2 separate regions of the Mus musculus genome follow, and region 2 is linked to region 1. A link is a loop called in an ENCODE intact Hi-C map of the cell type or tissue named here. Cell type or tissue: heart. All regions are shown on one strand. Each heading gives the region's core, and the rest is flanking DNA. Links, peaks and the distances in the headings are about the cores only.

Region 1 (10,063 bases), core at 996-8,995:
AACTCTAAGGCTATACACATCCTTAATCCTAGCAGTCAAGAGACAGAGATGACAGAATTGCTCAACATCTGGAGCCAGCCTGGTTTGCAGAAGCATGATTGTGGCTGAACAGGGCCACATATCAAAACCCTGTTTCAAGCACACAAACAGGCCCAACCAGTGGAAATTAGTAGTTACAGAATCAATATATTAAAACAGGAAAAAGCTCACTCCAACATAACTCAGCAATAAGTTGCTGTGCCAGACACAGAATCAGTTCTGCTAGATCTTAAAATTTTCAACAGAAACTAGAAAGATTCTATAATAAGTTAACACATACACACATAAGAATATGGTAACAATTGTGCTGGTTGATTTTATTTCAACTTGAGACAAGCTGGAGTCACCTAAGAAGTGGTAACATGGACTGAGAATTCCCTGTGGACACGCCTCTGGGGATTTTAAGCAGTGAGTGATTCATGTGGAAGGTTTCAGCTCACTGTGTGTAATGCACCCCTGAGCTGGTGGTCCTGAGGGTGCACAAGCCATGCAGGGCAAAGTAATAAACAATATTCCTCCATGGCCCCTCCTTCAGTTCCAGTCTCAATTTCCTGCCATGACTTCCCTCAGTGATAAGCGTATAACCTGAGAGTTTTAAGATGATATAAACCTTTTTCCCCCTAAGTTGTTTTTGTTTATGGTGTTTTATCACAGAAATAGAAAACCTAAGACACTGATAAAATTTAGCATTGAGAGAAAAATTTGTTCTAGAACCAACAGTTTGAGGCCTCTTAAAATTTATTAACCGTCAATTTAAATATTTATGGAGGGCCTGCTATGAGCCAGGCACCACTGTGTGAACTATAGATCTCTGCTCTATTTAAAGTGAGAGAGCCAGATATTTGTAAGTATATAGGAAATAAGCATGTCAGAAGAGAACTGCTAAAGGGGAAACAAAAAAGAGCCAAGCCAGGTGTGATGGCACACCTTTAATCTTAGCACTTGGGAAGCAGAAGCAGGTAGATCTTTTGAGGATAGCCTAGTCTATATAATGAGTTCCAGGCCAACCAGAGCTACACTCTGAGACCCTATCTCAAAAACCCTAAAAGGATTAGAAGTGTGGGGTATGCAGCAGGGTTTTGGTACAGGTGATCCATGTAGGCCTCACTGAAAAGATGATCAATCAAAGACAAAGGGAGTTAAGATTGTCAGCCAGTCAGGTGTAGACAGGGGGCTTTCTGGTTTACATAGTGAACTGCAGGATAGCCAAGGCTACACAGAAACACCCTATCTCAATAACAACAACAATACTAATAAATAGACTGTTAACGAAGCTAATGTCTAAGGATAAGGACTATCCTAGTCAAAAGCAACAGCCCCTTCAAATGCTAAAGGTGTGTCTGTTGTTATCAACAGGAAGGCAGCTACTGTAGGTGAATGGGGCAGTAAGTATAGCTATAGTACATTACAACCTACACCAATCTATGGGCTTTTTCTTTTGCGTAAAGGGGAAGTGATTGAGCGGTCTTTTACATGAAAGAGTGACTAGATATGACTCTTAAAATGATCTTTAGTAGTGCACATCTATTATCCCAGCACTCTGGAGGCTGAGACAGGACAAGAATTGGAGGTTGAGGTTAATTTTGGGTCAGATACATGTCTCAAATGAAAAAAAAAAATTAAAAGATTTTTTAAAAAGAAGTTATGGTCTTTGCAGCTCCATAGGAGGAACAACAATATGAACTAACCAGTACTCCCAGAGCTCCCTGGGACTAAACCACTAATCAAAGAAATCACATGGTGAGACTCATGTCTCTAGCTGCATATATAGCAGAGGATGGCCTAGTTGGTCATCAATGGGAGGAGAGGCCCTTGGTCCTGTAAAGGTTCTGCGCCCCAATGTAGGGGAATGCCAGGGCCAGGAAGTGGGAGTGGGTGGGTTGTGAAGCAGGGGGAGGGAGGAGGGAATAGGGGATTTTTTAGAGGGGAAACTAGGAAAGGGGATAACATTTGAAATGTAAATAAAGAAAATATCTAATAAAAAAAGAAGAAGCCAGGGACTGGAGAGGTGGCTCAGTGGTTAAGAGCACTGACTGCTCTTCCCGAGGTCCTGAGTTCAAATCCCAGTAACTACATGGTGGCTCACAACCATCTGTAATGGGATCCGACCCTCTTCTAGTGTGTCTGAAGATAACTGCAGTGTACTCATATACATAAACTAAATAAACAATTTAAAAAGAAGAAGGAGGAGGAAGAGGAAGCAGAAGCAGAAACTGGGCAGTGGTGGCGCACGCCTTTAATCCCAGCACTCGGGAGGCAGAGGCAAACAGATTTCTGAGTTTGAGGCCACCCTGGTCTAAAGAGTGAGTTCCAGGACAGCCAGGGCTACACAGAGAAACCTTGTCTCGAAAAACCGAAAAAGGAGGAGGAGGAGGAGGAGGAGGAGGAGGAGGAGGAGGAGGAGGAGGAGGAGGAGGAGGAGGAGGAGGAGGAGGAGGAGATGGTCTTATGCAGCCCAGAATAGTCTAGAACTGAGTAGGTGAGGATGGCTTTGAACTTTGGATCTTCCTGCCTCTACCTCCAAAGTGCTGAGATTACAAGCATAAGCTACATCTGGCTTAAGGAAAGAAAATCCTATAAAACTGTGTAGGACACATCTCTTATTCCGTGACTACTACAGAAAAAGATAATGTGTTCTCCACAATGGGGCATCAAGCCACACACACACACAATCACAATCACAATCACACAATCAACTGTTTTTCTCCTTGAACCCGTGAAAGAAAGCCCTAAACAGGAACCAGGCACTCCTACTGCATGCTTGCTCAGGACCCACTGCTCCATGTAGTACATCTAACTTGTGCCTTTACTTTGCTTCCAAATAAGATCTCTTACTACTTAGCTCTGTGTACACTTTTCTGTGTCAGTGTGAAAACACTGGGGTACGAGTGACCCCCAATAACATCCTTGGTGACCTCAACCAGAAGGTAAGAGAGTAAATCCTCTTCTGTCTCATTGATGCAAATTTTCCTCACACAGTGTCCACTTTTGTTCCAATCGGATGCTATGGTTGTGCATGGTAGCAGGCTGAACTACCTGTTTAGTCAGAAAGCCATCCCATGTCAGCCTCCCCACTTGTCTGGCCAATAAGGAGCAGGTAGCTGGAGCCCTCCATCAGCTGTTTCACCAAGACAGCAAAGAGGAAGACATGGGTGTGACAGGTACCTTCCAGCCAGGGCTTGAAACAAACAGTCAACCAAATAAAGTCAGTATGATTTTATGGTAGAATAGAGATGCAACAAGGTAGTCTCCTGCCTCTTTCCAATATACCTTTTGTTCTAAAAAAAAAAAAAAAAAAAGTGTTACCACTTAGATTTGGGAGAGAGAGCTCGATCCTCCTGCCTCTGCAGGGATTAAAGACCGGCACCACCATGCCAGCCTGCCACATGGATCCTTTTAACTTAATTCCTATGCATGTGTATGTGGAAGTCAGAGGACAGCTTTTCCAAGTAGTCTATTCTTTCCTTTCACCTTGTTTTTAAACCAAAGGCTCTTGTTCTATCTGCTGCTACACTGTGAATTTAAGCTTCTGGTCAGTTCTCTTGTCTCTATCTCCTATCACCATAGTAATGCTGAGGTTGAGATTACAGACTCAATGGACTCAAGTTACTTCATCTGGCTTTAGGGGGTTTTGTGTGTTGTGGGACTCTAACCCAGTTTATCAGAGCTGCATACGAGCAATTTACCCAGTGAACCATCTTTCCAGCTCTGCCTCTTAGATTTTAAACATTTCCTGTCTTCTTTCCTTTTTATTTCTCTTTTCACTTTCCCTTTTTTCTCACTTTTCCTTGACCTCGTTAGTGTTCTACATGTGATATATATTCTATATGTTTTAATTATTTAGCGTAATTATTTAAGAACATATAGGGTTTTCCTGATGCCTTGTGAAATAAAGAAGCTTTTAAAAATGTGCTCAGCACTCAGAGGATCAGAGGTAGTTCTGAGCTGAAAGCCTCCTCCTTGGGAACTAGTTTTCATGGTGCTAAAGGAAGAAAGCAACTGATAGTCCTACCTAGCTATGATGCCTACCAACCACAACAGTAACCAGCAGCATGCATACTACCTTGACAGTAACCAACAACGCTCTAATTGTACTTCAGGACCTCTCCACAAGAGGGAAGTCATGCCTGTTTCTGGAAACTTAAGATGTTCCTGCCTAGTGAGGTCATGGATCTTGGAGGAGAACCTATAACTACCACCCTACTAAACCAGCATAATCTCTAACTACATTCTAAAACGTTATCCTTCTTCCCACAGATAAGTGTAGTTCTTGCCACTCATCAAGGAAACATCTTTGTAACAAGTGGACATCGTTACAGAAACTACAACCATCAAAACGGAGAGTTGTGAAACGCACTCCCAACTGATACATCTATAATATACCTGCATCTCAAGTTTAGGGATTGTTGTAGAAGAGGAGGCAGAACAATTCTATGAAGTAGAGGAACAGGAAGTTTGCTATGAGATTGTGTCTCCTAAAAATGTCAGGGGCGCTACATCTGTGAATTCTTACCAACATTGCTACCTAAACAAGACCTGAACAAGGAGGACACTAATATACTAATATACTAATGAGAAAGGAAAAAGCTCACAAGGCCTCAACCCTAGACAAAGAGCTACAGGCAAGAAAAGAATGCTGAGAACAGGAGAAATAATCTTCCCCAGGGAAGAGCACACCAGTTGGTTACCCAATACGAAATGATCAGCCCTGAAAACATACATACGTACAAGTAAGAATGTACAGACTGAGCAGATTATATTTATATATTTAAGAATGTATAAACACAAATATAAATAACAAGGGGAAAGAGTCCATGAATCTGAGAGAGGAGGAGAGGGGTTAGAAGGAGAAAAAGGGTAAAATTATATAATCTCAAATATACAAACGTGTAAAAATTTTAAAATAATAAGATGTTTCAAAGAATGGAGGAAAACAAAACAACAAAATGGAATTCTCATCAGCTGTAACAGGAACACCTGCAGGTAGGGCAGTTTATAAAGAATGGGGCATACATTACGTTTTAAATGTCTGTTAGACATATAAGATGATGATGAATAAGAAGTTGGGTATTCCAATGTGAAGTTTGTGGGAGCCTAGGATAAGAATTTGGACATCACTGGCATATAAATAGCGGTTAGCCATAAGGTGAACTGAGAGCATCAAGACACTGGATACTAAAAAGAATGAAATTCCACATACTGAGTGCTGGGTGCAAACAATTAAAAGACTGTTGAAGACTTGTCCTGAATACCAAGGAAATGCGTGTAGGTCAGTCTATGTAAGTGCACATAAAATGGAGTGTAGCACATCTTTCCACACTCCTTTATAGACCCTCATTTTATAACCATCTATTAAGCACAAAGACTCCACAGAAGGACCTGCTTGTGCCTAACAGTAGTTTCTTTTTCTCTACAGTTTGTCTCCTGCAACTCTTTAAATATTAGCTTAAATACAATAGTAACAATATCATGGAAAGTTGCAGAGTTTTTAGAGGATCCCATCCTTCGACTACTTTTAGAAAGATTCAAGGGAAAATTGAGAGTGACATCCATATTTTAGTGTTCAGAAATTATAGCATGTCAAAATTAGAAGTGATCCCAGTACCTAGAACTAAACCAAACCACTTATATTGTTATCATTGGTTTTTATGGATAAAAATCCTCCTCCTCACCAGTTAATTATTATTATTGGTCTCGCTATGTAGCCCTGGCTGGCCTAGAGCTTGAGATGTAAACCAGATTAGCTTGAACTTGTCCTGCAGGAAGATTACAGGGTGCGCCAAGCCCCCTCCGCCTCTTTTTTTAAAAGTGAAGCCAAAAAAAAAAAAAAAAAAAAAAAAAAGTACGTTTTCCACTGTCGGTCCACGCAAAGCTCTGTGGAAAGTGGTGACAAAAAAAAAAAAAAGCAGTTCTCTCCGCTGTCCTATCGTCGGCGTGCAAGGCGGGGTTGCGGCAACTCTCCCACTCCCCATGCCCAGGTCTCAGCGCAGCCTATATCTATACCACTCAGGCGCGCCGCGGGCAGCCCAGAGGCGCAGCTGCGCATGCGCGGGGTCCTTCTTCCGCCTGTCCGCTCCGCTGTCATGGCGGCCTCTGTGGCTCCCGGGGTTAGGACTCTGTGGTGGGCAGGTGCTGCTTGGCTGCGTCAAGGAGGCATCCGGGAGCTATTCCGGCCGCGAATTGAAGGGAGTACCCCGGGGCGTGACTTCAGTCTCTCTCATTATCAGGTGAGGGCCGGCTGGGGCTTGGGTCCTACACGGTGGGGGACAGGAGTGTCGTTCGTGCCAGACTCAGACTGCGGGGCTGGGGGGCAGACTTTCCTGGGGACGCCGGCGGGGTGGCGGGTTGTTCTCTGCGGACACTCGCTCACCCCAGCCTCCCTGACCACCAGAGCACGGTCATCGTGGAGCGCTGGTGGAAGGTGCCGCTCGCCGGGGAGGGCCGAAAGCCGCACCTGCACCGGCGTCACCGCGTGTATAAGTTGGTGGAGGACACGAAACACCGGCCCAAAGACAACTTGGAGCTCATCCTCACGCAGTCTGTGGACGGTAAGGCTTGGGCCCAGGTACTGACCCCTTCCCCTGTCCCTGTCCTCTGTCCCCTGCTCTTGTTTGACGTTAACCGCTTCCTGCCTCTCTTTTGTTGCTTTGTTTTTACTACTTTGTGGTTCTGGTGAGAAAAAAAAAGTCACGGAAAATTAAAACGTGTGTGCAATATTGTTAACTGTGTAAAGAGAAGCCTAACAGTTCGCAGCACAAACAGTGACATTCTTTGATTGAACAGCTCAGTCTGCACCAGTTTTTAAGCTAGACGTGTGACAAGTGTAGTTCCTAATAAATGCATGGTGTGTGTGTGTGTGTGTGTGTGTGTGTGTGTGTGTGTGTGTGAGAGAGAGAGAGAGAGAGAGAGAGAGAGAGAGAGAGAGAAAGAGAAAGAAGGGGGGCGCCAAAGGTCCACCTTATTTGATACAGGGCATGAGTTGAGCCCCCAGGGATGTAGGTATTACCTCCCCTCAGTGCTAAGGTTATGGACAATATCCAAACTCAGATCCTCTATGCAGCTGGCACTTTAACGACTGGACCTTATAACCTGCCCTAGTAAATTGACGGTGGTGGTGGTGGTGGTGTTTGTAAGGAAGAATAAAAACTGTGAGAAAGTAAGGGCTGTCTCTTTTCTATGCCCCTCCCTTTTGGTGATGCTGGAGATGTACCCCAAGGCCTGAGTACACTAAGGCACAGCCTTTACCTGTGGCTGATCCCATGATCATCTTTTCCATAGCCTGCAGAGATTTCATCTGCCATTCCCGTTCTCATTGACAGAAATTGGAGTCCGGGGTGATCTGGTCTCAGTGAAGAAATCTGTGGGTCGTAACAAGCTCCTTTCTCAGGGACTGGCAGTGTATGCTTCTCCTGAAAATAGGAAGCTGTTTGAAGAGGAGAAATCGGTGAGCTCAAAGGACCAAGGGGTTTGGAAAAATAAAACTTTAAGGTACCTGCTAGGAAGTCCTTCCTTTTGTTGTTTAATTCAAAGATGAAGTAACAGCTAGAACCCAGAAGCCCACCAGTTCCCAGCACAGCTGGGCTGTAATTACTCAGTGTGGCGCATTGCTTCTACTCAGTTTCATCTCTTTCAGCTGAGACGCGAAGGAAAACTGGAGAAGATCCAGACAAAGGCAGGAGAGGCGGTGAGTAGGAAGTTTTTATTGATTCCTCATGGAGGTCATCGCCCTCCTGAGTCCCTGATGGCCTTCACGTCTGCTTATTGTTACACACAAGGATGAGCTAAAGTAGTATTGTGGCTGATGCTCTGTGTAGCTGGTATGGAGTCCTCTGGAACTGCTGTGTTGGGTACAGTGTACTGGAACTAGCTCTGTACATCTGCCTGCCTCTGCCTCCCAAGTGCTGGGATTAAGGGCGTTGGACACCACAGCTGGCTGCTTTTTTACTTCCTTTAAGAAAATGTGCCAATTTTTTAATTTGTTCATTTCTTCCATTTGAAATACTCAGAGCCTGGGATTTTGGGGGGGGGGGTGCAAAAAATGCCCTAGCTTTTGAGGGAGTCCCAATCCAGGAAGCAAGATCTATGGGAAAATATAAGATAAAGACTCTGCCTTTTGGGAATATTTTCAAATAAGTTGGAGAGAGAACTGTAGACACACAGGAGAAGGTAGTCAGCAAACTAAAGGCAGTAAAGTAGGAGTCACTTGATAGACAGCTGGAAAGAGGGTCTGGAGGTGCTGGGGGGTAAGAGGGGAGGGGTACTTTTTTCTTGTAGTAGTAAATAAGGCCCTTGGAATTAGTAGGTTTGAGGCAATCTAGGCAGTATAAGTGAATATTTAAGGTATGCTTATTTGAAATAGGGGATCTTATATGGCCATAGCTGGCCCTGAACTCTGTATATAGCCAAGGCCAGCCCTAACCTAATTCTCCTTACTCTGCCCTTCAGTTGGTGTGATTGTAGACATATGCTGCAAAGGTCATTGTGGATGCTGGGGAGCAAAGCTAGGCCTTGTGTGTGTTATACACACACCTGCCAACAGCTCAAGGGCATATTTTAACAATGAAGATACTCCAGTCTACCTAAAGTAAAGGTTTATATAGTGTAATAGTAGAAAATACACAGCGGGGCCAGGCATGGTGGCGCACGCCTTTAATCTCGGCACTTGGGAGGCAGATGTAGGTAGATCTCTTGAGCTGGAGGTCAGCCTGGTCTACAGAGTGAGTTCCAGAACAACCAGGGCTACACAGAGATACCCTGATTTGAAAAACCAAAAGAGAAAAAAGAGACAGCTGGAAAGAGGGTTGGGCATCAAGTGTAAAAAATATCTTGAACCTTCAGGTAATCTATGTTTAGTTTTGTAAGCAGGAAAGAACTAATGCTGGAGGGCAGGTAGAACTGGATGCCAGAGCTGTGAGGTTGCGAGTCCTGAAGCTTACTTCCTCCCAAGATGCCCCAGGAAGTCTATTACATCTGTGTACTGGGGCAGAGCACATGTGCAGTTCAGAGCACAGCTTGCACGAGCCTGTCTCTCCTTCCTCGAAGTGGATTCTGGGGTCAAACTCTGGGCATTGTTCTTGGCAGCAGGCACCTTTACCTACTGTGCCATCTTGCCCGCCCTAATCCCGAGTTTAATACAGACTATTTCTCTTCCTTTGCCTAGAAACAGCAAAATAAAATCCCCTATGAAATCCTGAAAGCATCTTTCTTCTATATCAGAGCTGAGGAAAATGACTGTTGTGGGTTTTCCCATCAGTGTCCTGTTGTCACCTCTTGTAGCTGTAGAGCAGATGTTATACCTTTCCCGAACCTAAGACCCTGTGGCTTGAACTGTTTCCTCTCCTCTGACTCCAACTCCTCTTGACCCACAGACAGTGAAGTTTCTGAGAAGCTGTCATCTAGAGGTGGGAATGAAGAACAATGTCAAATGGGAACTAAACCCTGAAATAGTTGCCCGCCATTTCTTCAAGAATGTGAGTGTTCCCAAACATTAGTATTTCCTTTGAGTAAGAGCCATCTCTCCTTGGTAGAAGACCCATGATTGAACTGTCCTCTATAAAATGGTTTTACTAGCTGGAGTTGGGAGTTATTCTTGGTTGATTTGCAGGGAAAAGGGAGGAATGTGGCTCAGAACTTAAAGGTAGTTGCAGATTTTAAGGACTAATGGGAAAGGGCAGTTGAGTTTACTTTATCTCTAGCTAGGAAGAACCTGGGAATATGTGACTTACTGGAGAATCATTACTTTTGTGATGAAGCAGTATTAGTCTCAAGACCTGTTCTGTTTGTAAATTCACCACCCTCGCTGAGAAATAAGACTGAGCCTCTTCTGCTATCATCTGTGGGCATCTGTGCCCTTCCCTGACATCAACCAGAATCAGTTCCCCAGGTGTATTCAGTCCTACGTAGGAAATTATAGACCAGACTGTTACCTAGGGTGATCCAGGTTAGATTGTGCTGCAATCAAAAGGTTATCTGGTTGTTGGTTCTGTTTTCAGCTTGGTGTGGTGGTTGCCCCACATGCTCTGAG
Region 2 (10,063 bases), core at 596-8,595, 130 kb before region 1:
GAGGACCAACAGTTGAAGAACACCCTTTGGCTATATAATGAGTTCAAAGTAAACTTAGACCAAGTGAGACCCTATCTTGGATAAGGCTTTTTTTTTCTCCTCTCAAGTTCTGCTTTCAAGTGCCTAGGTACTACAGACGCAGAACAAAGCCAAGAAACATTAAAAACAAACAAACAAACACATGGTTTTCTGAAGGAAACTGGAAGCTTACAAATTTAGATTGAATTATAACTATGATAATTACCTAAAAGGAAATTTTGGCTACTTTAAGACAACTTAATGAAGGTCTAACTCAGATTAAATAATCATGTACATAAAGCAATTATAGCATCTGTCACACTGCAAACACCTTGTCCAGGGAAGCCCTTTCTGAGAAATCAGAAGCTACATTGACACCAAAGGAGGGGGAGGGGTTAGCTATGGGAGAAACTAGGGCAAATCATGGCAAGCAGACAACAGACACCAAGACAGAAAGGACTATGGGATATTCAAGGAGTAGAAAAGAAATTTGGAAGGCCAAGGCACACACCAGTAAATGAGAACATCTGCCAGACTGCTCCAGGAATAAAAAGAGAATATACAATAACTATAAATACTGAATCAAAATACCAATGATGCAAACTAATTGTAGTAGCCTGAAAATGGGCATGTACTTCCTCCTTCCAAGTACCTCTTCAACCATTCAAAGGAAAGATTTGCCTTTCACTGACCCAGATCCTCACTTCAGGGCCTTGCCCTATGCATAACAATTAAGGAAGGGGACATCCTTCCTGAAAGATGACTGGTGAGAACAGGTCCAAGGGAAGCACAGAAACAAGCAGCAAAGTGGCAGTATCAGTAACTCAGGTTAGCCACTCACCTAAAAGAATGCCTTGGTTACCACACAGACAGACAAGATACACAAAACAATGTCAAATTACTTTTCATTTACAAACAAAATTATGTAGTCAACACAACATTTTGTCTAAAACATGTTCACATTGGAATGGCTAGAACACACTGACTAACATATGCAATACCTCAGATACCTATGACTTTCTGTAGTGATGACACTCTATCAGTGCCTGTCGAGCATAAAATACACTTATATTAATTACAGTTGCCATGATGCTATATAATAGCCCTATTAAGCTTTCTTAACTGAAATTTTGTTTTCTTTAACCAACATCTCCCCAGTCCCCAACCCTTCCTCACTGAATCTGACAACCATCTTACTGTCTGCTTGTACAGGTTCTATTTTTTTTAATTATACTTATAAGTATGGTCATATGACATTAGTCTATCGGCGCCTATTTCATTTAACATGTGCAAGTTTACCCACGTTGTTGCAATAAGTTTTCTTTTCATAATTCTTTATTACATTTGTTTACTTATTTACTTGATAGTGTGTGTATGCACACATTACTGCATACATGTTCAGAATATGTTTGGAGGTCAGACAACAAATTGAAGGAGTCCCTTCTCTTATTTTACCATGTAGATCATGGGAATTGGACTCAGGTCATCAGGCTTGGTGGCAAGATATACATATGCAGATATAAAATTTTTTGATTATTGGGTCTGAAGAGAGTAAGTTGGAAGACTTTGTGCTACAAGTATTAGTATGATACTAATGATGATAAAAGGATGATAAACACACACATGCACACAGTCTCATGTATCTCAGAATGGCCTCAAATTCAACAGTGGCTGAGAATGACATTGGACTCCTGATCCTCCTGTCTGACTTCGAAGATTTTAAGTAAACCTGCCATACACATCAACAGCTTCCATCTTCTTCCATCTGCTTCTCAAATCACTGCCCGATCTCCATTTTGTTCCTCTAACTTATTCATTCTCTCTGTTATTTCTACTTCCTAGGATATCTCAAATTCCAGAAACAGTGAGCCCTGAAGGCTTGCACCCTATAATGGGAACTGGAATTAACTCACAGAGCTAATGATTTCCCAATTGCAATCGGGACCTTGAAAGATGAAATCTAAGACAAGGAGCCACCCGACCAGATCCTAAAATTGCTACAAGTTTCTGGGCTAACAACTTACATACCTACCCCAACCACAATTTGGTTCTTACCCTGTACAATCTTGCAGCTATCCCTAGCCCCTGGAGGCAGTTCTCAGGATGTCATTAGACCACTGTCTTTCTGACCTTAGAAACTCAAAAATAAAGTCCCTAATCCCTTTCCTATTGTACTCTCGCTGTTGTCTAGAATTGTGGTATGTAACCAACTCTATTCCTTCATGTCAGGCACCTCTAGCTCTAGCCTCCAACAAAAGAGAAAGCTTTCAGATAAAAATGGGTGTCTTGGCCAGGCGTGGTGGCACACGCCTTTAATCCCAGCACTTGGGAGGCAGAGGCAGTTGAATTTCTGAGTTCGAGGCCAGTCTGGTCTACAGAGTGAGTTTCAGGACAGCCAGAGCTACATAGAAAAACCCTGCCTCGAAAAACAAAACACAAAAAACAAAAAACAAACAAAAAAAGGGTGTCTTAGGTAAAAGACAGAAGAACTTGAAGGCATATAAGACTCACTGTGAAACAGAGTAGAGAACAACTATTATTATTGTTATTTGACTTTATTTATATGGGTGTTTTGTCTGTGCACCACATGCATGCCTGGTGCCCACAGAAACCAAAAGAAAGAGAGGGTATCCAATCCCCTGGAACTGGAATTGCAAACAGCTGTGAGCTGCCATGTGGGCGCTCAGATTCTAACCATTGCTTTTAAACTTACGAACCATATCTCCAACTCAATGCAGATTTCTCTTCCTTTCTTTGTTTTTGTTTTGCTTTTTGTTGTTTGGTTTGGTTAGGTTTTTGAGATAAGGTATCATTATGTTGTCTTAGCTGGTTTGAACCACCCACCTCTGCCCCTAAGTGCTAGAATTAAATGCTTTATGACACCACTATCCAAATATTAGACTATCCACAACTCCTTCTATTAGTTTTTCATTTCCTTTGTAATTATCATTTTAAAACTAGTCAATCACAACAAACGCCGGGCAATTGGGGTCAGGGGAGCGTGGGGCAGTCACCACCTGTCCCCTGTGTGCTTGCTAACTGTAGTTGGATCTTGGTGCACCCTTTGACAAAAATAATTGCTTTGCTTCTGTATTCCTTTGTGGGACACTGAGATTCTTCTGTTCCCAGCACAGAAAGAACAAATCAGTGAATCAACGGATAGTCTTTAAACTAACAGGCTCCCATTAGACAGTTTGGGCTAACTCTATCGAGCCAGACCAAGAGCAATTTCTTTGATAGAGACGGTTCTTACTAGAGTAAAAGTTGATATACATTTTCAGTACACAGACACATATGCGCGCGTGCGGAGAGAAGGGGCACCTGAAGAGTGTACCTGTTAAATAGTAGAGACTGACAGAGTTTTAAATGTATGTGCACGTGTTCTACACCCAGAAGACCAACACCATCAACCCGCACCTAGTGGTTATCCACTCCTTGTGTGTGCTCCTGTTCGGCCGAGATGATGAGTCTTTCGCTGGCTGGAGCGTTAAACTGCCTGTGAACAAGGAACTAAACTAGGCTGTCTCGCTGCGCCAGTGCAGTAACCGTGGCTGAGAGCCGGACGCAAAATCTCCCGGAACCAAAAGCGGGTGTAGAGGATTCGGTCCGCCCGGATTCGGAGAGGCGCCAGCACTGTGGGCGGCGCGCGGCTCCGCCCTCCACCCGCCCGCCTCCACAGTTAATAGCCCAGAGTCGGCGTGTGGATAGTGTGGCTCTTTCTGGAACAGAGCAGAGAGCAGCGTCCTGCCCTCGGCTTGAGCAATGCTGAGAAACTGCGCTATGCGCCTGCGCACTCTTGGGGCCACGCCTGCGAGGCGGCCAGGAGCAGCTAGGGTGAGTCCCGGGACGCTTGCTTTCGTGGGGCGAGAAGGGGAGACAGCACGACCGAGACTAAGCTAACACCTGCCCCTGGCTGTGACGGGGCTCTTGGGCTCTTCTGCCCTGAGATTCGAATCGGGAGGAGCCGGAAGGGAAAGTGACTCAAGGTTGAACTAGGTCTGCAGGGATGGGATCGCCACTACTAAGACTGAGATAATAAGAAAGGATAAGCAAGGTCACCCAGAAAACTGTGAAAGAGCCATTATTGACCCCTGGAGAAGACCATTTATCCTTAGCAGGGATCTAATCCTGATAGACTCTGATTCGTTATAACCAATTCAGGAAGAAGTAGACTTCTGATTGTCAGATAATTACTCCCTCTCTAGCCCGTTTTCATCATCTTAGAGGATGTTATGAGACTAAATGAGATAATGCAAGGGAAGCATTTAGCATACCTGGAATGTAAATCTTAAATGTTGCCTGTCCATATTTTTATCCCTGCCTTTGTTCTATTGATGTAGTCAATACTTGTTGAGCTCCAACTCACGCCCGCGTGTGTGTCCGTGTGTACTGAAAATGTATATCGACAGTAAGAACTGTCTCTATCAAAGAAATTGCTCTTGGACTGGCTCGATAGAGTTAGCCCAAACTGTCTAATGGGAGCCTGTTAGTTTAAAGACTATCATATATGTCAGGTGTGATTGGCCACTGACGATAGGTCGTATTATAGTTAGCTAAGGGGAAAAAACGTTCCGCCCAAGAAATTTACGGGTTTAATTTGGGAGAATGGGATCAGTTTGCCAAATCAAATGTTTGTATACAATGTGTTGTAATAAAGAACGACAGCTGACAGGGAACAGCTCTGTATTGAGAAATGAAAAAGAACTTTGATTATTAGGGGAGTGGCATCTCTCTCAAGCTATTGCAGCTTCCTGCTAGACAATAAGAGGGCTGGAGGCCCTGGGTGATAGACACACACACACAATTTTAAAATAATGATGAATGTTGATGTATTGACATCAGCCAGGTACCATCTTGCCGATTAGAAAAGAAAATGATTCGTGCTAGTCTTACAACAACAAATATGAATTAGTTTAATTACATGTTGGAGCCTGGCAGTCTGTGCTGAGCTGAGAACATTACAGCATTAGTATTTGCAGGCCTTTTTTTTTTTTTCATCATGCTGCTTTTGATTTAGTAACGTATCTTAAAAGGAGGCAGAAAAAGTCATAACTTATTTTACAAGTACAAGTCCAACTTCCATAAATGTATAACTAAAGATCAAGCATGACCTTTCCCCTGCTGAGAACAAAGGGTAATGATTATCCCTACAACTTGTCCTTTATTCATAGCCTGTGCTATGAATTTACAAGTGCATTCACCACAAGTAGCGCTTAGACCTCGCCTCTTTGAACTGAAAGTTGAGTTTCTTTTATTTCCCACAACACTGTGGTGTCCAGAAGGTAGCTCGGCATGGCTCCAACTGAAATTAGTAGCTTCACTCCCATTCTCTGCCATCTGCACGTTCACACTAGCAAGCATCTTTTACTTCTAACCTTGCCATCCAAACCACAAGTCTGGAATCATCCAAGACTCCTCTGCTTCCTCTTTCCTGGGGTTAGTAACTCCCATTTCCCTGGGTTCTAGCACTGAGTGTCACTTGAACCTTCTCTTCTTGTTCCTCTGTACCTAGTTCGGCTCTGGGCTATAGCTAGCCCAGATTTTTATCAGTCTTTGCTACTTTTGCTTTTTTCTCACTATTTTAACTCATCCTTTGCACTTGGTGAAACTTTGTAAAAACCAATGCTGTTACTGTGCTGAAGGCTCTTTATGGGAATTGAGCATTTCAACACACCAACTTCATGATTCTTACATGATTGCCCTTTATAAAAAGAAAAAAAAAAAGAGCTAGGCAGTGGTAGTGCATGTCTTTATGCCCAGCACTCATGAGGCAGAGGCAGGAGGATCTATATGACCTCAAGGTCTATAGAAGAAGTTCCAGGACAGCCAGAGCCACACAGGGAAACCCTGTCTCAAGAAACAATTAAAAACAAAGAAAAAGCAAAAACAAAACAAAAACAGAAAAGAAGGAAAAAACTTAATTTATTTTTTATGTGTGTTGCCTCTCGTATGTCTGTGGCAGTGCCTATAAAGGCCAGATGAGGGTGTTGAATCCCCCTGAGATAGAGTTATGGACAGTTGTACAGCCTTGGGAGTGCTGGAAATGACCCTGCATGCTCTGGAAGAACAACCAGTGCTGTTAACCACTGAGCCATCTCTCCAGCCCCATGATTGTCTCTTTATGTAGCTTCATCCTAAGTAAAAACACTTTTACTGTAACAAGTGTGATGTGCTACTCATGTTCTTCTGGGTTACATAACTATATATAATGTACTTTATTATTACTGTAATTATATATTATGTTACTTATAATATTTAAAGCATACGTCTATCTTTGTCCTTGTGCTACCTAAAATCACCTTTCACACTGATTTTTTAAAAACCATTAACCTAGAAGGTTACATTCAAGACCTGAGTTGTGATCCTTCTTCTGAATTGTCAGCTGTGTCTGGCTACACCTCTTTTCTCTGCACTTTCCATGTGTGAAGGCTGAGATCCTAGCAGTCCTCCAGTATGTCTGTAGCTATTTCATTCTCCGGGCCTTTGCTTAGAGTAGCCTTTAGTACTCCCTTTCATGAACTTTGGCTGCAAGAAATCAGTCTGGGTTTTTTGATGATGTGTGTTGTTTAAGTATTCCATGAGATCGCTTCTCGGCCTTTTGGCTAAGATCAAGTGAAGTATTCCATGAGAGCACTTGTATCCATATCTATGTATAGTTATATTTCCCATTACCTGAGGCTTCTCACATTTAAAGGCAGAGCCTAGGTCTTTTCTTTTTGTCTTTCCTGTTCCCTGCATAAAAACAAGGTATATAATAGAACTCAAAACAATTTATTGGATTTTATTTTAAAAGTTAAAATCAGACTGGGTGTGGTGGAGCACACCTTTAATTCCAGCACACAAGAAGCAGTAGATTGAGCACAAGTAGGTAGAAGTAGGTCTGGTCTATGCAGTGAGGTCCAGAGCAATGAAACCCTGTCTCAAAAAATAAAAGTTTGGGCTGGTGAGATGGCTCAGCGGTTAAGAGCACCAACTGCTCTTCCGGAGGTCCCGAGTTCAAATCCCAGCAAACACATGGTGGCTCACAAGCATCCGTAGTGAGATCTGATGCCCTCTTCTTGTGACTTCCAGAACAGCCAGGGCTACACAGAAAAACCCTGTCTCAAAAAAAGGGGGTGGGGTGATTATTAAACCGAGCATTGTGATATGATAACACACCTTTAATTCCAGCACTCAGAAGGCAACTCTGTGAGTCTGAGGCCAACCTGACCTACATTGTGAATTCCAGGACAGCCAGGGCTGCATAATAAGACCCTATCTCAAAACAAACAAACAAAAATGGTTATTACTGGGTCCTGGAGAGATAGCTTAGTAGTTAAGAGTTCTTCCTGCCTTAGTTACTTTTGTATTGCTGTGAAGATACCGTGACCAAGGCAATTTATAGAAGGAGTATATTGGGGGCTTACAGTTTTAGAGGTTAAGTCCATGGCTGTCAGTGGGGTGCATGGTAGCGGGCAGGCATGGTGCTGCAGGTGCTACAGAGGGCTTACACCCTTACCTTCAAGTAGGAGGCAAAGAGCTAACTGGGAATGTCTGAGATGTAAAAAATCTCAAAACCCTCACTCAGGGATACACCTCCTCCAACAAGGTCAGGTATGGTAGTGCACGCCTTTAATGCCAGCACTTGGGAGGGAGAGACAGGTGGATCTCTGAGTTCAAGGCCAGCCTGATCTACATATTGAGTACCAGGCCAGACAAGGCTACATATAGTGAGACCCGAGACCCTATCCATAGATAGATAGATAGATAGATAGATAGATAGATAGATAGATAGATAGATAGATAGATAGATAGATAGATAGACAGATAGATAAGAGGCAGCAGAGATGGGGTGAGGGTGCTGTGCTTACTAAATACAAGCTTGAGTTCAATCCCTGGGACCCCCATGGTAGAAGAAGAGAACTGATTCCTCCAAAGAGTTGGCATGCTAGTACACACCTTTGATCTTGGCACTAGGGAGGCAGAGGCAGGCAGAGGCAAGCAGAGCTCTGTAAGTTCAAGACCAGCCGGGTCTACAGAATGAATTCCAGACCATCCAAGGGCTTCATAGTGAGCCTTAGTCTTGAAGAAAGGAAGAAAGGAGGGAGGGAGGAAGAAAGAGATGGAGGGAGGGAGAGAGGAAGGAAGGAAGGGGAAGAAGACTGATTTCAAGCTGGACACCGTTGTACATGCCTGTAATCCCAGTATTTAGGAGACAGGAAGATTACAAATTTAAGGCCAGGTAGGGTATTATAGCAACATCCTGCCTCAAAAACAAAATAAAACAAATTTTTTGAGATTGCATTTTAATTGCATCATTTCTCCCTTCCCTTTTACCCTCTAAGCCCTCTCATATACCCTCCTCATTCTCCTTTAAATTCATGACCTCTTTTAAGATCAGTTGTTTTTGTAAGTTTATATATATATGGATATATGCATTTATATATCCATGCATAATCCCAGGTATAGCCTGTTAAGTCCATATAATGTATGTATGTTTTGAGCGCTGACTGTTTGGGACTGGGCAACCGATTGGGTGCCTTTCCCTGAGGAAGACCACGTCTCCCTCCCACTCCCTTCACTGGTTGGTTCCCTGTAGTTCTTTGTGAAGGGCGGAAGCCTCTTGCACTGTTCACTGTGGTGGTTTAGCTTGTTTGTTGGTGTCCTCATCCTCCCTGTCCAGCTCAGGTTTAGGTAGTCATGTTGGTGAGATTTTACTGGTGTAGCTTCTGACATTACTAGGAGCAGTATAAAGAGAAAAGAGAAAAGAAAAACAAAACAAAACCCTGCTGAACGAAATTAACTATCTGAGAACTATGCAAGGTTTTTGCTGTCAGAGGCTTGCCAGGAAAATGTGAAATGAACTTCGTTAGCAGTATAAATCAGGGTACAGTGCAGTAAATGGGAAGAACTTGGAGGAAATGCATCAATATTTTACCACAGTTGTATTTAGAGTAAGAAATAATGGGTGGAGCTTGTCTGTCTTTCCCAGACTATCTAGGCTGGGTTCTGAAGGGATTACCTGATCAAAGCAGCATAGAAAATAGTTGCTTATCCTGAGCTACAGGAAAATGTTGTTTCTGTTTTTTTCCTCAATGCTCTAGTACCACAAAATCAGGACTTCCTTTTTATCTCTGACGAAGGGTTTGGTTGTTCTTCTGTTTGCATTTATGTATTTGTGAGTGGAACTTTGTGAGCAACTTTTCCTTCTCTCCTCCCAGCATACAAGTTTCAAGGATCCAGCTGGGGTTGTGAGACCTGGTGCAGGCTTTACCCTATACCCACCGAGCCATCTCACCAACCCAGTTTGTTGTTGTTGTTGTTGTTGTTGTTGTTTTCATAGAGTACTTGAGGCAGGGTCCCTCTGTTCTTCCTATTGAACCAGGATTGGAGTCAGCCCAGGCATCAGCAGAAGCTGATTCTCCCATCAGTGAGCGCAGCATAGTGTCAGGGGTGTGGCCCAAGTGACACACACAGCAATCAGGATGGTGACTACAAGTAGAACTCCGAATGGTAGATACCTTCTGTGATCATAACTGTTGTGAGGTTTCTGTAGCAGCTTTCCTGTCTGCTGTCTGGGAGCATTTGAGTATGCTCCTCCATAGATCACACCCTGTCTTCCCAATCCTGCAACCTTCTAGTTGTCGACTGGAATAGTGGCAATGCTCAGTGCTCCAGAGAAGTATCATGGTTGGAAATCGTAGTTACCATGATACCAACCTCTCTTCTCCCAGCTTCCTCTTGTCCCTCTTGTATTCTTTATTGTAATTAATTATCATTTATTTCTATAGTGTAATTCATACAACAGGGACTGGCTGTAGTATTTACCTTATTCCCTCATTGCTTTATGGAAGTTGTCCCCAAGTTCTGCCTTACGATCTCATAATTCTCACTGAGTTACCCAAGTGCCTCCAAGGAAAACCCTCATTTGCAATCTTAGACATTACCACTCTCTTTCCTATTATGGCCAAATCTGATCACATCACTCCCTGCTTAAATAATCTGAGAGTGCTGCAGATAGAATTCAAACTAGTTAGCATAGCATTGAGGCTTTGCCTACACCTCT

The links. A loop is a pair of places that touch in the nucleus more often than their neighbours do. Peaks named below come from ENCODE experiments on the same cell type or tissue, not always from the same donor. Only the 100,000 strongest peaks of a DNase experiment are listed, where the experiment ranks them.
Region 2: it touches region 1 in a loop (2.6-fold over the local background); 1 of 42 quality-filtered maps calls a loop at or near these places.

Annotation. Positions count from the first base shown.
Region 1 is chr3:94,437,229-94,447,291 of GRCm38, forward strand. It overlaps Mrpl9 (mitochondrial ribosomal protein L9), which reads left to right and starts at 6,108. Exons shown (of 7, transcript NM_030116.2): 1 at 6,108-6,266; 2 at 6,431-6,587; 3 at 7,359-7,483; 4 at 7,673-7,723; 5 at 9,408-9,509; 6 at 10,032-10,063. The coding sequence starts at 6,123. In heart, for the core only: a CTCF peak has its summit at 4,162 (motif pointing right); a DNase peak (open chromatin) is centred at 6,083; H3K4me3 peaks cover 1,789 bases; H3K27ac peaks cover 1,404 bases; H3K27me3 peaks cover 1,024 bases.
Region 2 is chr3:94,306,437-94,316,499 of GRCm38, forward strand. It overlaps Them4 (thioesterase superfamily member 4), which reads left to right and starts at 3,696. Exons shown (of 6, transcript NM_029431.1): 1 at 3,696-3,852. The coding sequence starts at 3,781. Gm36010 (a long non-coding RNA gene) reads right to left here and starts at 3,617. Exons shown (of 4, transcript XR_867460.2): 1 at 3,436-3,617. It also overlaps the pseudogene Gm52664. In heart, for the core only: a CTCF peak has its summit at 3,801; a DNase peak (open chromatin) is centred at 3,765; H3K4me3 peaks cover 1,848 bases; H3K27ac peaks cover 1,364 bases.